Linked DNA regions of Homo sapiens: region 2 is linked to region 1. A link is a loop called in an ENCODE intact Hi-C map of the cell type or tissue named here. Cell type or tissue: endothelial cell of umbilical vein. All regions are shown on one strand. Links, peaks and the distances in the headings refer to the core of each region. The heading gives the core; the rest is flanking DNA. Region 1 overlaps LOC105377490 (a long non-coding RNA gene). Region 2 has its middle 79 kb from the start of FBXW7-AS1.

Region 1 (8,342 bases), core at 215-8,214:
CTCTCTCTTTCTTTCTTTCCTGAGCCTGAATATTCTGTCTTTTCCCTTAGCTGGAAACAGCTCAACTGTTGACTATCCAGAAACCCTAATGTAGCTTTAATCTAATTCCTGTTCTGGAAGGACATTTTTGGCATACCATTTTGTCTCATCTGAGTGATAGACTAGGTCTGTATTTGGCCAGTTAATCCACCACAGCAGAGTCTCTTTGGAATTTTTAGCTGATTGTCAGCCGGTCTATGTAAAATGTATTTGAATTGACCTCTGGCTGATAGGATCGACTAAATATCTTCATAACTTCATAATAGGTCCATTCTTCCATGATTCAGAGTACAAAGCCAGGGCCCAGGCAAGTCACTGACTGAATAATATGTAGACAGAGACCTTGTTTATTAACTCATTTTTCTACTCCGTGTAATGATGCCTAGCACACAGGGAGCATTAGACATGTATTTGTAAAGTTGAAGAGGAACTCCCAGGAGATCTGGGTTCTAGTTTCAGTTCCACTACAGATTAGTAAAACTAGTTAGTAGATGTTGGGGTTAGGCTTATTATTAACCACTTTGCCCCTCAATTGCTGCATACAAATTACCCGCTTAGGAACTCTTGGCAATCCAATGAAATAACTCCTGAAGCTCTGTGATTTCCACAGAAGAATTGTGTTCTAGGTTCTTAAGGTATTAACTTTCAAGAAAGAATAAAAAAATATTGACACTCTTTCTTATTTTGAAAGCTACGGAATTTAATTCCAGGATATTGTGCACGGCAAACAGGTGACCTCTTAGATGTTTCAGCTTCCCCCGCCCCATTTTGACATAGACTGCAGATGAAATTTTCATGTAGGATCCCTTCCCATGAGCGACCTTATATGGGAATTACGGGCTATGACAAGGATGAGAGAGGCTGTGGGATTCTGTACCATTCCTAGTCCACTAATATAACCCTACCCTTCTCTCTCACTTAAGAAAACACATTAGTTAAGACATATTTCAAAACTACCACAATAAAACTGTGGGGTAGTGGTGCAGGAATAGACAAACTAACCAAAAAATGGAATATGCACCTGGACACCCAATCATGTATCCATGGGAAACTGGTATATAATAGAGCCATTTCCCAAATCCGTGGGAGGAAGCTGGATCACTTAGTGAATAGTGTTGGGATAAATGACTCACTATGGAAAAAACCAAAGCTGGATGCCTACCTCTCCATATAGACAAAAATAAATTTCAAATGGACTAAGGACCCAAGTATGAAGGGAAAAGACACAATTCTTACAGAAGAGTCTATAGGCATCTATCTTTGTGGCTTTGTAGTTTTCTGCACATTTCTTAATCAATACCCAAACAACATAAACCATAAGGGGAAAATTGATGGGTCTGACTATCTAAAAAATTAAAGATTTCGGTTCAAAACAGTTAACCTGCCTCCAATGGCATGGAGAAAGATGTTCACAGTGTCTAAAATCGATAAGGAATTGATGACCCAAGGAACTCCTGCAGATTGGCAAAAAAAGGATTGGAAACTCACATAAGAGCTACACAGGCAAAGGATATGGGCAGTTTGTAGAAGGAGAAACCCAAATTGCTATTAAGCATGTGAAGAGATACCCACTTCACTGGTAATCAGAGAAATGCAAAGTTAAATTATAACACGATCCACTTTAAAATAATTAGATTGACAGAAATTGGAAACCTTATTAATATCAAGTGCTGAAAGGGATGTGGGGAAAAGAGAGCCCTCTGACACTGCTGGTGGGAGTGTAATATCCTATGCTTCGGCAATCCCACTCCTAGTGCAGCCCCCAGAGACAGACGTGCACAGATCTGTGAGGGGACATCTCCGTGGGTGGTCCTTGCAGCACGATCTATGCGTGTGTGTGTATATGTGTGTGTGTGTGTGTGTGGTAGAGTCAACCAAGGTGTTCATCCCTAGGGCAATGGAGGAAGCAACTGTGCTGGATGCAAGGCAGTCAGCAATAATGATTAGATTTCAATATAACAGCAAGGAGATATTCCAAAAAACAGAGCTGGATGAAAAAAGTAACAGAGAGAATGAGATTTATAGCCCATTGCCTTTTGTAAATTAGATATTAAACATGCACACACAAAGTAATATTATATATTATTCAAGGATGTCCGTATATCTACATAAAGATAGGAGTAAGGGTATCTGGAGGAGGGGGAATGAGAGTGGGATGAGCGAGTTGGAGGGAAAACAACAACGGCACTTTTGAAGGGCATTTGATGAATCCATGAGTGTACCATGCACTAAAGAGTAGAATTAATTCAACTCTGTGGATCTGTGGTCCAAAAGACAGGAAAAAGAAAGTAAAATTAAATTGGAATGTGGGTGAATGAGAGGTATCCTCATGGTAATAACCCTGAAATATTGCTTATAGTCTGTGTAATAAATCATTGATAAATTTCAATTATCCATTATTTGTAATAGTTTACTTGCAACACTTCCCAGCTGTCAGGACCCCTGGGGCTGAGAGCCCTAATGGGAGCTGTTTGTGTTCATAGTTCTTTGCCTGACATAATGCTACAGAGGTGAACTTAGCCACAGAAACTAAAAGAGGCAGCCTCAATATTCAAGGAGCAATTGGGAGAAAGACTTGGAAAGGGTTTGCAATTACTGTTCCATAAAGACCTAGTCTGAATACCTCTTTATCCATATTTTATTTCCTCCATCTAATATTTAAAGTCTTCCCCTTATATTTGTTGAATGAAAAGCAGAAATCTAAATAGCTCTAACATTATTTCCCTAATTCCCACAGCCTGCACTGCTCAGATGTCAGTCTCTAAATTCCTAACACAAATGAACAGAAGACAAAATCATTTGCAGGATTCTGAAATGAAGTTTTTCAGCGGAACACAGAGAAACAGTTAAATTTTGCAAAGCTGTGAAACTGGAGAGGGGGCTGTCCTCCAAATCTACCAACCAGAGACCTGGAAGGAATTACTTGCATGAGATTCATTTCTCTCTGTCTTTCTCTTTCTCCCCTCTCCCCACCTATCTGCACCAAACTCACCTGCCAATTTCATCAGCGATACTTGAATGGATTTTCTAACCTGTTCCACTCCAAATTGATCAGTTAATTAAGTTGATCTCTACAAGACTGTTAAAGAACCAGGTCTTTTTCCTTTCATGTTATGCAGTTCCAAGTAAACTCCCTTTACTCTGGTATCCTTATCAGAGGCAGACATCACAGGAAGTGGAGCATTCCTTATGAATATCTTAATCTACACACAAATAGATTTTTTTCAATGTGAATTTGGATTTCTAAAAGCACGCTTACTGCAAGTACATTTTGCAGCCTCTTGTTTCCAGATCAGAATTGAGTGATTTTCTATTATTTATTTATTTATTATTTGTCACTTTAAAATATGCAATTCTTGGGATCATGCAGAATTGCTGTATATTTGCTTTGAAGATTAGAATAAAACTGGTAGATAATGTGGATGTCTCTTGTGATCAATGGCTGTGAGGCAATGTGTGTGGCTTTGGCCGCCGAGTCTCCAAGTGAGGTCACTCCTCGGATCTGAATGTGTGTGCGCATTGTTGATAACTGGAATTAGTTTAGGAGGAAGTGAGACCGGCGTCCTGGGTATTAACACCCTCTGAGGGGTTTCCAACCACTTGCAGGCCATTATCTCATTAGTTCTCAAAATACCCCATTGAGGAGGAAAGGAAGGAAGACCCTAATGGAGTAATGAAATGGTAGAAAGCACTTTGCTAATGTAGCCATCACTTCCTCCTCCCCTGCCCCTAATCCCTAAGCCCGGATGCAGAAACTGAGGCAGAGGGAGCTGAAATTGCTGACCCGAGACCCCTGGAGAGTCAGCAGCAAAAGGAAGACCGGGATGCTGCTCCTCAGCATGCTGATGGAACTTTTTTTTTTTTTTAAAGAAATGCTTAAATAAGGGCTAAATCGCTCACTTAAGATAACAGCAACCTTTTATTTCTAAACCAACACGGGGTGTGGATAGCTGGGAAGTCAAAAATGTGCTAAGAAGAGGGGTAGGCACTGGGCCAAGATAAAGCTGTCGACAGGCTCTCAGAAGTGGCCACTTTGGGGTGCAGCTGGGCTCTTCTGCCGATTCAGTACTTTGCTGATAAGTACAGTTCAATTTGGTTCACATCTTTATAGACACACACATGACACATATTAAACTGACCTCGTCTGCTCTAATTCCTCAGGTGTTTCACCAAGGCCTTTGAGGCTATTTTCTTTAAGAAAATAGCCTTGATAAAGACTTTCGTTTTCAAAGAAGATGGTTTGGTTTAAGTTTCTTCCCTGCTTTAAAATGATGAGCCTACATCTCCTTGGAAAGTGCTTTGAGAGTCATCTAACAGAACACTTCTATTTGTTTTCTTTTTTTATTCAAGGGCTTTATTTTACGGCTCGCAGTCACCATCAGTACACCGTGCGGGCCCTGGGCTCCTCTCCGAGGTCCCCTGGGTTCCTCTGCTCTGTTTTCATGGTCTTTAAGCTTCCTCCTCTAGGATCTAGGAAATCTTTTTTCTTTGGGGAAGTGGGGACTAAGGTAGAAATGGCTGGTAAGACATAGGTCAAAGGAATAAATCTTTCATTGTGGAATTGCAGGCATGTGGGATAATTTGTGAGAAGAGGGAGTTTTATGACACTCCACCAGGCAGCCTACTTGGAAAGGTCAACCCCACCAGGAAAAAGATAGCATCATTCTTGAAAAACCCAGATGCTATTGTTTCCCCTGAGAGTCAGCCTACTCAACACTTCTTAAAAGTCGAGAATGTGAATGAATACATGGGATTCATTCATTCGTTCATTCATTTATTCAACAGACACCAAAAATGAATAAGTAATAGCCCCTTATATCAGGGAACTCACAGACATATAAACAAATTATTGAAGGGCAGTGTAGTCATAAGAAGGATAATAGAGGGAGATTTAGAAAGCCAGGATTTCTGGCATAAAAGTGGAAGTATTCAATGAATTTACAGACAATCAAAATTCAAGAAGACATTTATAGGCCCTAGGTCCTAGGTGAAACTGGCAGGGAAATATTTAATGGAGATAAATATATGATCCAGCAAAGGTATAAAAAGACCAATGGATAATACTTAATGGAGATAAATACAGGATCCAGCATAGGTGTAAAAATACCCATGGGATAATAACAAGATTGGAGATACCGCCATATGATGTGGTTGGCAAGGACATAGACTAGTGGGTCAAGTCCAATCATGGCCCCACCATTACTTCTTCCATGACTGTGGAAAATTTTCTTCACCTCTCTGTGCTTCAGTGTCCTCATCTATAAAATGGAAGCAATAATAGGTCCTACCCAAAAGCATTGTTGGAGGGATTAAGTGAAATGATACCTTTCAAGTTCTTAGAAAATTGCCTGGCAAAAACATCAGCACTCAGTAAGATCTAACAAGGATTATTATTACTCACAAAGGGTTCTTTTAGAAAAGAAAAAAGAAAGATCCCAGACTTTTAATTTATAGCTTGCCCAGCTGCAGTCAGCAGTTCTCTGATAAGCTCATTGGGTTGTACGCTGGTCTCCCAAAAGGGCAGGAGGCAGCATGCAACTCACTACTTTATACACCGTATTCTGTCCAAAAGAAAAAGGTGTCATCCTGGGGTTTTCTATAGGCAAGAAGAGAAAATCTGGATACGGTTGGACACCTACTTAAGCCATTAGGGAGGCAAATATCAATAGGGCCAGAGACAAAACAGGCCCACTGTGCACTTCTGTGGTATGTGACCCTACAAGAGAGAAACTTTCTTGATAGTGAAAAGCTCTCAGAAATGAACTCAGTCTCTGCAACCACGACAGTCTCCGAGAAGGGAGGAAATTTGGAAGTATTTAAAGAAGCCAAAGTAGCTGTGATGGACTTAATGAGCTCAGGTTTCACAAAGACTTTTGCAGAGAAAAAACACACAACCAAGAATGATTACAAGAGGTATATCGGGAAGGTGAAAGTCTAAAATGAGCTGAGGCATGCAAAAAACTTCTAAAGACAACAAAAAGGACTTAATGAGGTTCCAGACAAGAAGCTCAGGGAAGACAGCGGCAGATCTAGAGCTTGGAATTGATGGTGAAACTGTAGCTGGGCAGTCTGGAGAGGGCAGAACTCTGCAAGACTTCCTTTTGTCTGTTTTCTCCAACAGGGAGAATGGTAGAACAGAATGCAAAGAAAGAATGAGCTCTGGCCAGTGACATGGAAGCCAGTGAGCTTTGTTCTTTTTGAGACAGAGTCTCACCCAGGCTGGAGTGCAGTGGTGCGATCTTGGCTCACTGCAACCTCTGCCTCCTGGATTCAAGCAATTCTCCTGCCTCAGCCCGCCAAGTGGCTGCGATTACATGCACATGCCACCATGCCTGGCTAGTTTTTGTATTTTTAGTAGAAGATAGGGTTTCGCCATGTTGGCCATGCTGGTCTCAAACTCCTGACCTTGTGATCCGCCCACCTCACCCTCCCAAAGTGCTGGGATTACAGGCATGAGCCACCGTGCCCAGCCCGCCAGTGAGCTTTTAAGAAGCATGTGGCTGCTCTTAATGAGTTCAGATCTCTGGAATAAATTAATGATGTTGCAAGGTACTGAGGCAATTCGCAAATCAGATTCTCAGTCATTGCTTCTTGAAATTTAAAGAATCTTAGGGAAATGAAGATGTGCTGGGAAAAAAAATGCCCATGAGCACATCTCACCATTTTTCGAGATGGAAAACCAGTTCATTTTACAGACTACAGATAGTTAAGCATGTTGTCCAGCTTGCACAGGAATTGATCTTGGAAGGGTTAATTGTTGAGCACTTTGTGGAGAATGTGGGGACCATGAGCACATGGCACAGGCTGACAAGGAACAGGTCGCACCAGGCTGATCTCAATTCTTCTCTTCTTCCTCTTTCTTTTTCGTTGGTGCTCTTGGGACCAGAGTCCTGAGAGGTCAACTGAATTGTGTGTTTGGATTCCTTCCTTCCCTTCCTTCCTTCCTTCCTTCTCCTTTGTTTTTCTTTCTTTTCTTCTTTTTTATTTATTTCTTTTCTTTCTTTCTTGACAGGGTCTTGCTCTGTTGCCCAGGCTGGGGTTCAGTGGCATGATTACAGCTCACCGTGCCTTAAACTTCTGGGCCCAAGCAATCCTCCAAACTCAGCCTCCCAAGAAGCTGATATTACAGGTATACGCCACCATGCTTGGCTAATTTTTTTCTACTTGTAGAGACAGGGTCTCCTTATGTTGCCCAGGCCGGTCTTGAACTCTTGGGCTCAAGTGATCCTCCTGACTCAGCCTCCCAGGGGTTACAGGCATGAGCCATCGCGCCCAGCCTTGTGTTTGGATTTCAACAAAGCATTTGATAGTTCTCTCAGGATGTTGTTGAAGGTAAGAAAAATAAAAATAGGATGGTTCCCAAGTAATTAAAAAACTTGGGAACTGCTTGAGTGGCTGTACTTAATGGTTGTGATCATGGAAACTCTCAGCCCACAGGGGTGTTTCTAGTGGTGAAAAAAGCTTTTTTTCCCCCTGGTCCAGTCACATATTTTGCTGTTGTTGCTGTTCATGATTACTACTTATTACATGCCCACTACGTGTCAGACAAGATGTGATATATACGTATATAATATCATTTAATTGAATTTTTATAAAACTGTGGGATAGATATTATGTTATAGAAAGGTTAAATAACTTTCCTGAAGGTACACTGAGATGAAGGCAGAGACTGGGGATTTGAGCCCTAGAACCCAAAGTCATTGCTCTTTCCTTTATACCAAAGGCTCAAAAGCTGAATTGGCGGGAGGAGTGGTGAACAAGGGAAATGAGATCATCAGGACCCAAAATGATATCATCAGGGGCATACACTGAATCCAAACAAGAAGCAATTTAACTGGGAAATTTTAACTTCGTGCCCCACAGTGTTCCCGTGTAAGTACAGGATGGAATAGACATGGTTTATTATGTGAACAAGACTTAGTTGACAGGAATCTGAATCTAGGACAATAGTGTTCTGTGGCAGCCAAAAAACAAAACAAAACAAAAACTCCAACTAATTAGATTTTAGTCCACCTTGAGAGCATAGCACAGCTACAATGAGATTTGGACAAAGAAAACAGAAAAAGGTCTATGTCTGCTGTTTGGGGCCATTAGTGTAATGTTGATGGATTAAAGAGAGAAGGCAGAATTCCTCACCCCAATTTTTTGTCTGTCTTTATTTTCAGAAAAACACTAGGACTACAAAATGTACACCAACTGCTGGTGAGAGAGAAATGTGGGGTTAGAGAATGCTGTTAGCTGCTATTTCCCAGAACTACTCTTCGATAGGGCTGTAGAGAGAGTTCCAGGGGAAAGCAACCAAC
Region 2 (8,342 bases), core at 56-8,055, 53 kb before region 1:
TTTTATCTATATTAATATAAATATATATTATTTGGGGGGTTAATATTTCCATAATATGCTTTTTAAATAGGTGACTTTCAATCTTTCCACTTCTTATATTTTAGATGTCTCTTATAAATAGCATATAGCTGGATGTTAGAATTTGACAATCTGTAACTGTTAACTTTAGTCCATTTACATTTATTGTGATTGTTCATGTATTTTAACTTATTTATACCATCTTGTGCTATTTACTTGACTTTTTAATACTTTTTTCTTTGTTTCTTGTCTTTTTGAGATTGAAATTTTTTTATATAATTATAGGGAAAAGTAATTTTCCCCATTACTTTTTGGAAAAGATAAACTCGATTTTCTTTTTTTTATTGGTTACCCTTTAAAGTTTAATTGTACTTAACAAAGCCTAAAGTTACTTAGTATCTCTACTCTTTTCATAAACTTTTAGCACATTTAAGTCTGACTACCCCTCCCATCTTATATGTTATTTTTGACTGCTTTAAAAAAAATCTCTAAAATTATGCATTGTTATTGTAACTTCCTACAAGTATTCATTTAGATTTAGCTGCATATTTGCCTATTCTTAGCTTACATTTCTTCTTATTTTTTACTCCTCAGCTTTATTAAGGTATAATTGACAAATACAAATTGTATATATTTAAGGTATGCAATGTGATGTTTTGATATATGTATAAATTGTGAAATGATTACCACAATCAAGCTAATTAACATTTTCCTCACCTCACATAGTTGCCTTTGTGTATGTGTGTGTGGGGAATACTTAAGATGAGTCTTAGCAAATTTCAAGTATATAATACATCCTTTTTAACTATGGTCACCATACAGTACATTAGGGCTCCAGGACTTTTTCGAGCTTTCTTGCAACTGCAGGTTTATCCTTTTGGTCACATCTCCCCATTTCCCCCACCCTGCGGCCCCTGGTAACCATCCTTCTACTCTTTGTTTCTGTGATGTTGACTTTTTTAGATACCAAATATATGTGAGATTATACGACATTTATCTTTCTGTGTCTGGCTTAGCATTATGTCCTCCAGGTTCATCCGTGTTGTCACAAATAGCAAGATTCTTTTCTTTTTTAAGGCTGAATAACATTCCTCCTCTGTGTGTGTGTATCAATCACATCTTCTTTATCCATTTAGCTGGTGACAGACACATAGGTTTTTTTCCCATATTTTGGCTATTTTGAGTAATATTGCCATAGACATGGGAGTGTAGCTATCCCAAGCAAAGCTGCTGAACTATATGGTAGTTATATATTTAATTTTTTGAGGAAGCTACATACTGTTTTCTGTAATGGCTGTACCAATATACATTATTACCAATGGCGTGGAAGGGTTTCTCCATATTGTCACAACAGCTGTTATCTTTTGATGTTTTAAAAGACATCCTAACAGGTGTGAGCTGATATCTTATGGTGGTATTTATTTGCATTTCCCTGATGATTAGTGATGTTAAGCTTCTTTTTATATATACCTGTTGGCCATTTGTATGTCTTCTTTAGAAAAGTGTCAATTCAGATCCTTTGTTCACTGTTATCCCAGTTATTTGTGTGTGTGTGTGTGTGTGTCTGTGTGTTTGGGGTTTTTTTCTTTTCACTATTGAGTTGTATAGCTTCCTTATATATTTTGTATATTAACTTCTTTAATACATGGTTTACAAATATTTTCTTCTATTCCATAGATTGTGTTTTCAATTTGTCAATTGTTTTCTTTGTCGTGCAAAAACTTTTTAGTTTGATGTAGTTAACTTCATTTATTTTTGCTTTTGTTGCCTATGCTTTTTTTGGTCATATCCAAAAATATCATTGCCAAGACAAATGCCATAAACATTTTTCCCTATATTTCATCCTGGGAGTTTTACAGTTTCAGATCTTACGTTTAAGTCTTAGTCAATTTGGACTTTATTTGTATGTATGATGTAAGATAAGGATCAAACTATGGGTTTTTTTTTGTTTTTGTTTTTGTTTTTTTTGCTATGTAGAAAGTTGGTTTTCCCAATACCACTTATTGAAGAGACCATCCTTTACCCATTGTGCATTATTGGTGCCTTTGTTGAAGATTAGTTGACTGTATATGGATGGGTTTATTTCTGGGCTTTCTGTTCTATTCCATTGGTCTATGTATCTGTTTTTATGCCAGTACCATACTGTTTTGATTACTATAACTTTGTAACATAATTTGGAATCAGGAAGTGTGATGCTTCCAGCTTTGTTCTTCTTGCTCAAGATTTTAACTATGTAGGGTTTTCTGTGATTCCGTACAAATTTTAGGATTGTTTTTTCTATTTCTGTGAAAAATGTCACTGGAATTTTAATAGGAACTGAATTGAATCTATAGATCAATTTGGGTAATATGGGCAATTTAATTTAACAATATTAATTTTTTCAATCCATGAACATGGATATTATTCCATTTACCATGTCTTCAATTTCTTTCATCAGTGTTTTATCATTTTCAGTGTACATGTCTTTAGCCTTCTTGGTTAAATTTATTTCTAAGTATTTTATTCTTTTTGATGCTTTGGCTTATTTTTCATCTTGCATCTTAGTTTTTCCCTCTGAGATAATTTTCCTTCTTCCAAAAGAATATTTTTAAAAATTCTCTTTATCATAGTTTGTTGGTGATAAACTCTTTGAGTTTTTGTATATCTGATGGAATTTGATATATCTTGGAGTGGAGTTGGCAGGATTTTCTGATGACTGGAACAGAGGAGGATAATGAGGGAAAGAGGGCAGCCAAGAGGGTGTATAACAGAGAACTAACCCACAACAGGCATATAAGAGACATGGATAACTCAATTATGAGTAATGAGAGGTAACGTGGCTAAGTATTACTCACCTACAGTCAGTGCCTGCCAACAGATGTGCAGGCTCAAGGATCAAATCCTGAGTCCTGAAGACCTTTATAAAAAATTCCAGGCATGTTCATTCATGCAGTAACTCATACTTTGAACTTACTAAATGTACTATTCATTCATTTGTTTTTTTATTTAATTTTTTTTATTTAAACATTTTAAAGCATTGATTATGTGCTAGGTATGTTAGGTGATGAGGATATGAGATTGAGCAAATCCTTATGTGGACTCTGCCCTTGGGGATCATACAGCCTGTGGGAGGGATAAATAGTAATCAAGTACTCAAACACACAAATGTAAATTTGTGACTATGATAAGTGTGAAGAAAGACGTCTGGTGCTCTGAGAACCTAGAAGGAAAGGTTTGACTGTTGGGGAGGTCCAGGTCCAGGTAGGCTTCTCTGAGGAAGAAAATTTTGAGCTGAGAGCTGAGGGATGAAGAAGAGTAAGACTAGGCAAAAAGTGGGGGAAAGAGCTTTCCAGGATGAGGATATGGCAGGTGCAAAGGCCCTGTGGCAGGGGGAGGGGCATGGGGAAGAGAGAAAAGGGCATCACTGTGGCTAGAGTAGACAGAGGAAGGAGAGGGGTGCAGGTGGAGTCTGGAATGATAAGATTGGGGCTGACTCAGCTCCTAATGGTCCATGGCAGGGGGATTTCCTTATCCGGGGAACAATGGGAATAACTGACAGGTTTTAGATGAAGGGTGGATCCAGGTCAGCTTTGCTGTGTTTTGGAGAGAAACAATACAAGCTTCCTAGCTTTTTCTCCTGCACTTGGCTGACTCAGAGGACTGTAGAGTGACTGACTTTTTCCAAACAGCAACTCTCCGCCTTTGTGGGAGTGAAGTCCGGGCATGTCCACTCAAGGAGCCCTGCTGGAGGTGCTCACAAAACCTTCAACACAGATGAAAACGAATGGTGGGAGGCCTTCTGGGACAGGCACTGGAACTGTGGGTTTCCTCCTCTGTGCTTTAAGCCAAACTCTCAGAAATGTGTTCTAAGTGCCTCCAGGAAGCAAAGGTATAATTAATTAAGAACAGCCGAAAAGGCCTCATAAACCTTTTGATCTCATGCTGCTGGAGCCTCATCCTCCCAGGCAGGAATGAGAAGCTGCAGCAGGAGAGGGTGGGGCCAGGGCTGCTCAGCGCCTCTGCCTTCTGTGACCTTCTCTCCTGATGGGGCGTCCCCTCCACTCTATCCCCTCTGCCTCAGAGTCCTTGGAACCCTCAAGGGGGCCCAGGAGCCCCAGATGGGGCAAAGGAAGAGCAGTCAGTGAAATGCAGGAACAGGAAGGAAGGGCAGGCGGGGGGCGGGCGGGGGGCACCCTGTTGGGGGAGGGTCTGAGGAGATTTCCCGGGCTGGTTCTGGGCTTCACTCTGCATCTAACCAGCTGTGTGACCTCGGGCAGATGGCCTACCCTCTCTGCTGGCCTGTGTGTCCTCATCTGAAAATCAGAGATTTCCCAAGGGTGCCTACAGACCTGGGGATGTGGTTAGAGGTTGGGTGGCTGTGGGTAAAGATGGATTCAACTTCCTGGGGAGGATCAATCTTACTAGAAGATTTTTAGGAAACACTTATTTTTATATTAAAACAAATACTGACATTTTGACTCAGAATGCAAATTTTGCACTTAAAGAATATAATAAGCAATTTCAAAAAAATGGGTTAATGTTCTTTCCCCGACTGCTCAGGACACTTAAGTGGGAAGGTGGAACGCCACGGACGAGATGCACTCAAAGATGCCCTCCAGCTCCTTAGCATTGTGATTCTTTGGTTCTATAATGAAGATCAAGGAGAAGTAGGATTATGGAATTTGTGGACAATAAAAGGATTTAGGCAGCCCTTTTAGGTTTTAGGAAAGGATATTAATGTGGGTGGTGAGAAAATGGGGTTGGTGGGCATTCAGCTGTGCCCAGCATTCTCCCATGCTCTGCCTGTGAAACCTCCTGTTCCTCTCCCAGGAAAGCCCTTGTCTTTCCTGCCTACCTAGCTTGGCTTCTCCTTTGTGTCCCCTCCTAGGCAATGCTTTGTCACTTCCTTCTTCCTTCCTGCCCCAGCCCGCTAGAATGTTGACTTAGGCACTGCCTGCCCTCCATCTTTCCATAGAATCCCGTGCATAGCTCAAATTTTGCACTCACTGATCTGTATTGTATTACTGTTTTCTTGCCTCATCGTGTTAATCTGCTTAATCCTTCATATTGTTCAGAGAATGTGAGCAATGTATTAGCATGGTGAACAAGCCCTTCATGACATTCCCTTGCCCACCTCCCCCACTTGGTGTCTCTGAACGCTGATGCTTGGTGTGGATTTTTGGCATGCCTGCTGACTCGCAGTTCCTCAAAAGTGGCATGCTGTCTCTAGTCTCTGTTCCTGTTTCCCAGAATGCTGTTTTCTGGAATACTGTTTTATCTTTGCTCACATGAAGAATTTCGCTTTATCTTTCAAGGCTCAGCTCAGTTGCCACCCCTGGGAGAAGTGTTTCCTGGCCTCTCATGCTTTCCTCATGTAGACTTCATGCTCCTCAGGAACACCTCGACATCAGCACCTGCCTCCCTTCTAAGGTCATATGTCTGCATGTCTTCCGAGGAGCTCATGGAAAACCATGAGTATGGGCCCTGTACATAGCACAGTGTAAGCCCACACCTGTGAATAGCAGCTGCATGAATAAATGCATAGATGAGAGAAAAGAAGAGGGGGCATTAAAATCACACTACACTTCCACAAATGCCCCCTCCCCCTCCACACTAGCACAAGCACAGAGGTGTCATTCTGGGTTCTCAAGGAGGTAAATAAAGCCCCACGTAGGCATGCACTAATTCATTTCATCATTCAGTCATCTTTTACTCACTGAATGGAACACCTACTACCCATTTATTAACTTATTCAAAACTACTTGCGCTGTTGTAGCTGCTGAGAATTCAGCCTGAGAAAAACAGGCAAAGCCCCTGTCTTTAAGAACCTTATATTCTAGTGGGAAGAAACAGACAATAAAGGAAATATTTACTGCGTCAAATTTTGATCTATGTTTTGTGAAGGAAGAAAGAGCAAGGCCAGTGGTCAGATCGTGTAGGGCATTTTAGGTCATTGTAATGTGTTACTCTGCATGAGCAGAGGGGTGACTGACTTGATCTCATTTATAGTTTAAAAGGCTCACTGTGTCTGCTGTGTTGAGCGCAGCTTCTGAGCGGGAAGCGGTGGAAGCAGGAGACCCGCAGGGAGGCGGCTTCCTCCGGAGGACAGGGGATGGCATCTCACATCGGGGTGCTGGCAGTGAAGCCAGTGGAAAGTGGTAAGATTCTCAATATATTTGGAGGAACAGCCAACAGTCTTTGCTAATGGAGAGGATATAGGGTATATGAGAGAAAAAAAGACAAAGACGACTCCAAGGATTTTGTCCTGGATAACAGGGAGGATGCAGTGTCCATTCACTGACAGGGGCAGGACTCTGGGAGGGGCAGATCAGTGGGGAAGACCAGGAGTTGAGCTTGGACTATTCAGTTTGAGGTGCTCATTAGCCATGTACGTGATAGTATGGAATAGGCAGTTGGAGATATAAGTATGGAGGTTAGTGGAAGAGGTCCAAGCTGGGGATGAGAGTCTGGTGTCACTTACATGCTGGTGTGTGAGAAGGCCTTGAGACTGCTGGAAGCCACCTAGGGAGTGGTGACACAGAAGAGAAGCCACGTCCTGAGCCTTATGGCACTCCAATGGCAGGATGATGGGGAAGTAAGGAGGAACCAGCAAAGAAGACTGAGAAGCAGCAGCCAGTGATGTCGCAGAAGAAGAGAGGTCATAAGCAGGGACTGGAAAGAAGAGAAATGCCAGGATGAAGTAGGAGGGGCCCTGACAGGTATCAATAAATAAAAAGCAAAAGTAAAAGGTAAAATCACGGGGACTTGAAGTTTATGACAACTTTCTAGGAAGCTTTTCTATTTGTTTTAGGCCTATTTAGTACAATTAGCAGAGACAGCTGAGATTTTTAAAAATTTATTTTTACTCATAGAGGAAAAGAGGAAGAGAGGAATATAAAATTTATTTTTACTACTATTTATTTTACTATTTGACCATTTTTACTGCTATTTTCACTCACTCAAATATGGTTCCCCAAATAAAGTCTTTGCAGCAAAAAGAAAACTCACTTCAAAAGTATCATTCCAGGAATGTCAAATTGCCCAGAAAACCATCAGTTTGTGTATGCTGGCCAGAGGAGATCAAAGACGATCTAACAGAAGCTCCAGGGATGGTAAACAACTACCTTCAAGATTTTTTAAATGACTAAACACTGTCCAGATTTGTTATAGAAAGTGTTTGAGGTTGTGCTAGGGCCTAGCTCTCCAGAGTTCACCTCTTCTCTCTGAAGCTTCCCCCTGCTCTGGGTGGGTGAGACTTCCTGCTGGGAGTTGCCTGGGTTCTGGCCACAGACCAAAGCCTTTCTCTAAGACTGAGTCAAGTGGCACTTCCTGTCAATACTCAATCTGTCTGCAAGCTGCACGGAATGTCAACGCTCAATTCGAGCTCATCTAGACCAACACTGTCCAATACATATCATGTTGTGTATCCTGTCCAAATATACAGCTAGTGGCAAATGCAAGCCACATATGTAATTTAAAATTTCCAGTAGCCACATTTTAAAAAGTAAAAGATGATACAGGGTACAGGAGGGAGAAATTAGAATTATTTTTATTATTATTGCTTCTCGGCCTTTTGGCTAAGATCAATTGTAGAATTATTTTTATTAGAAGGTACTCACACCACCTGTGAAGTGATATAGTGCTATTTGAAAATGGATTTGGATTAGTTGTAAATGTATATTGCAAATTCTAGGCAACCATTAAAAAAAGTAAAAAATAAAAAGGTAAAAAGGAAAAAGTAAAAAGAACCACTAAAAAAGGAGAGAAAATGGAATCATATAAAATGTTCAACTTAAATGAAAAAAAGGCAGAAAAGATTGGAAGGCAAAAATAGGAAAAAAAAAACTAAGGGCAACAAATAGAAAACAGTAACAAATATGGAACATATTAACCCAACTATATCAATAATCACTTTGAATGTCAACCATCTAAATAAACCAATTAAAGGACAGAGATGGTCAGAGTCAATCAAAAAACAAGACCCAACAATATATTGTCTACAAAAAACCCACTTTAAATATAAAGACAAATCAGTTAAAAATAAATGGATGGAGAAAAATATATCATGTTACCACTAATCAAAAGAGCATAAATAGCTATGCTCATTTCAGACAGAGCACACTTCAAAGTAAGAAAAGTTATCAGGGATAAAGAAGGGCAATGATAAAGAGGCCAATTCTCCAGGAAGATACAATAATCTTTAATGTATATGTAACAGAGTGTCAAGCTACCTGAAGCAAAAACAGAGAGTGACAAGGAGGTATTGCTGACTCCACTACCATAATTGGAGACTTCAATATCCCTCTATCGGAAATGGACAGATCGATATAGTTTAACTCAGCAAC

Evidence for each region. Peaks named below come from ENCODE experiments on the same cell type or tissue, not always from the same donor. Only the 100,000 strongest peaks of a DNase experiment are listed, where the experiment ranks them.
Region 2: it touches region 1 in a loop (3-fold over the local background); 5 of 110 quality-filtered maps call a loop at or near these places.

Annotation. Positions count from the first base shown.
Region 1 is chr4:152,202,103-152,210,444 of GRCh38, reverse strand. LOC105377490 (a long non-coding RNA gene) reads left to right here. Exons shown (of 3, transcript NR_188450.1): 3 at 2,777-3,458. Among named protein-coding and RNA genes, the nearest start is that of LINC02273, 110 kb to the right of the region's middle. In endothelial cell of umbilical vein, for the core only: no CTCF peak of the experiment used is centred there; DNase peaks (open chromatin) are centred at 3,344 and 3,514; H3K27ac peaks cover 1,122 bases.
Region 2 is chr4:152,254,555-152,262,896 of GRCh38, reverse strand. No RefSeq gene overlaps it. Among named protein-coding and RNA genes, the nearest start is that of FBXW7-AS1, 79 kb to the left of the region's middle. In endothelial cell of umbilical vein, for the core only: no CTCF peak of the experiment used is centred there; DNase peaks (open chromatin) are centred at 3,626, 5,026 and 7,296; H3K27ac peaks cover 4,842 bases.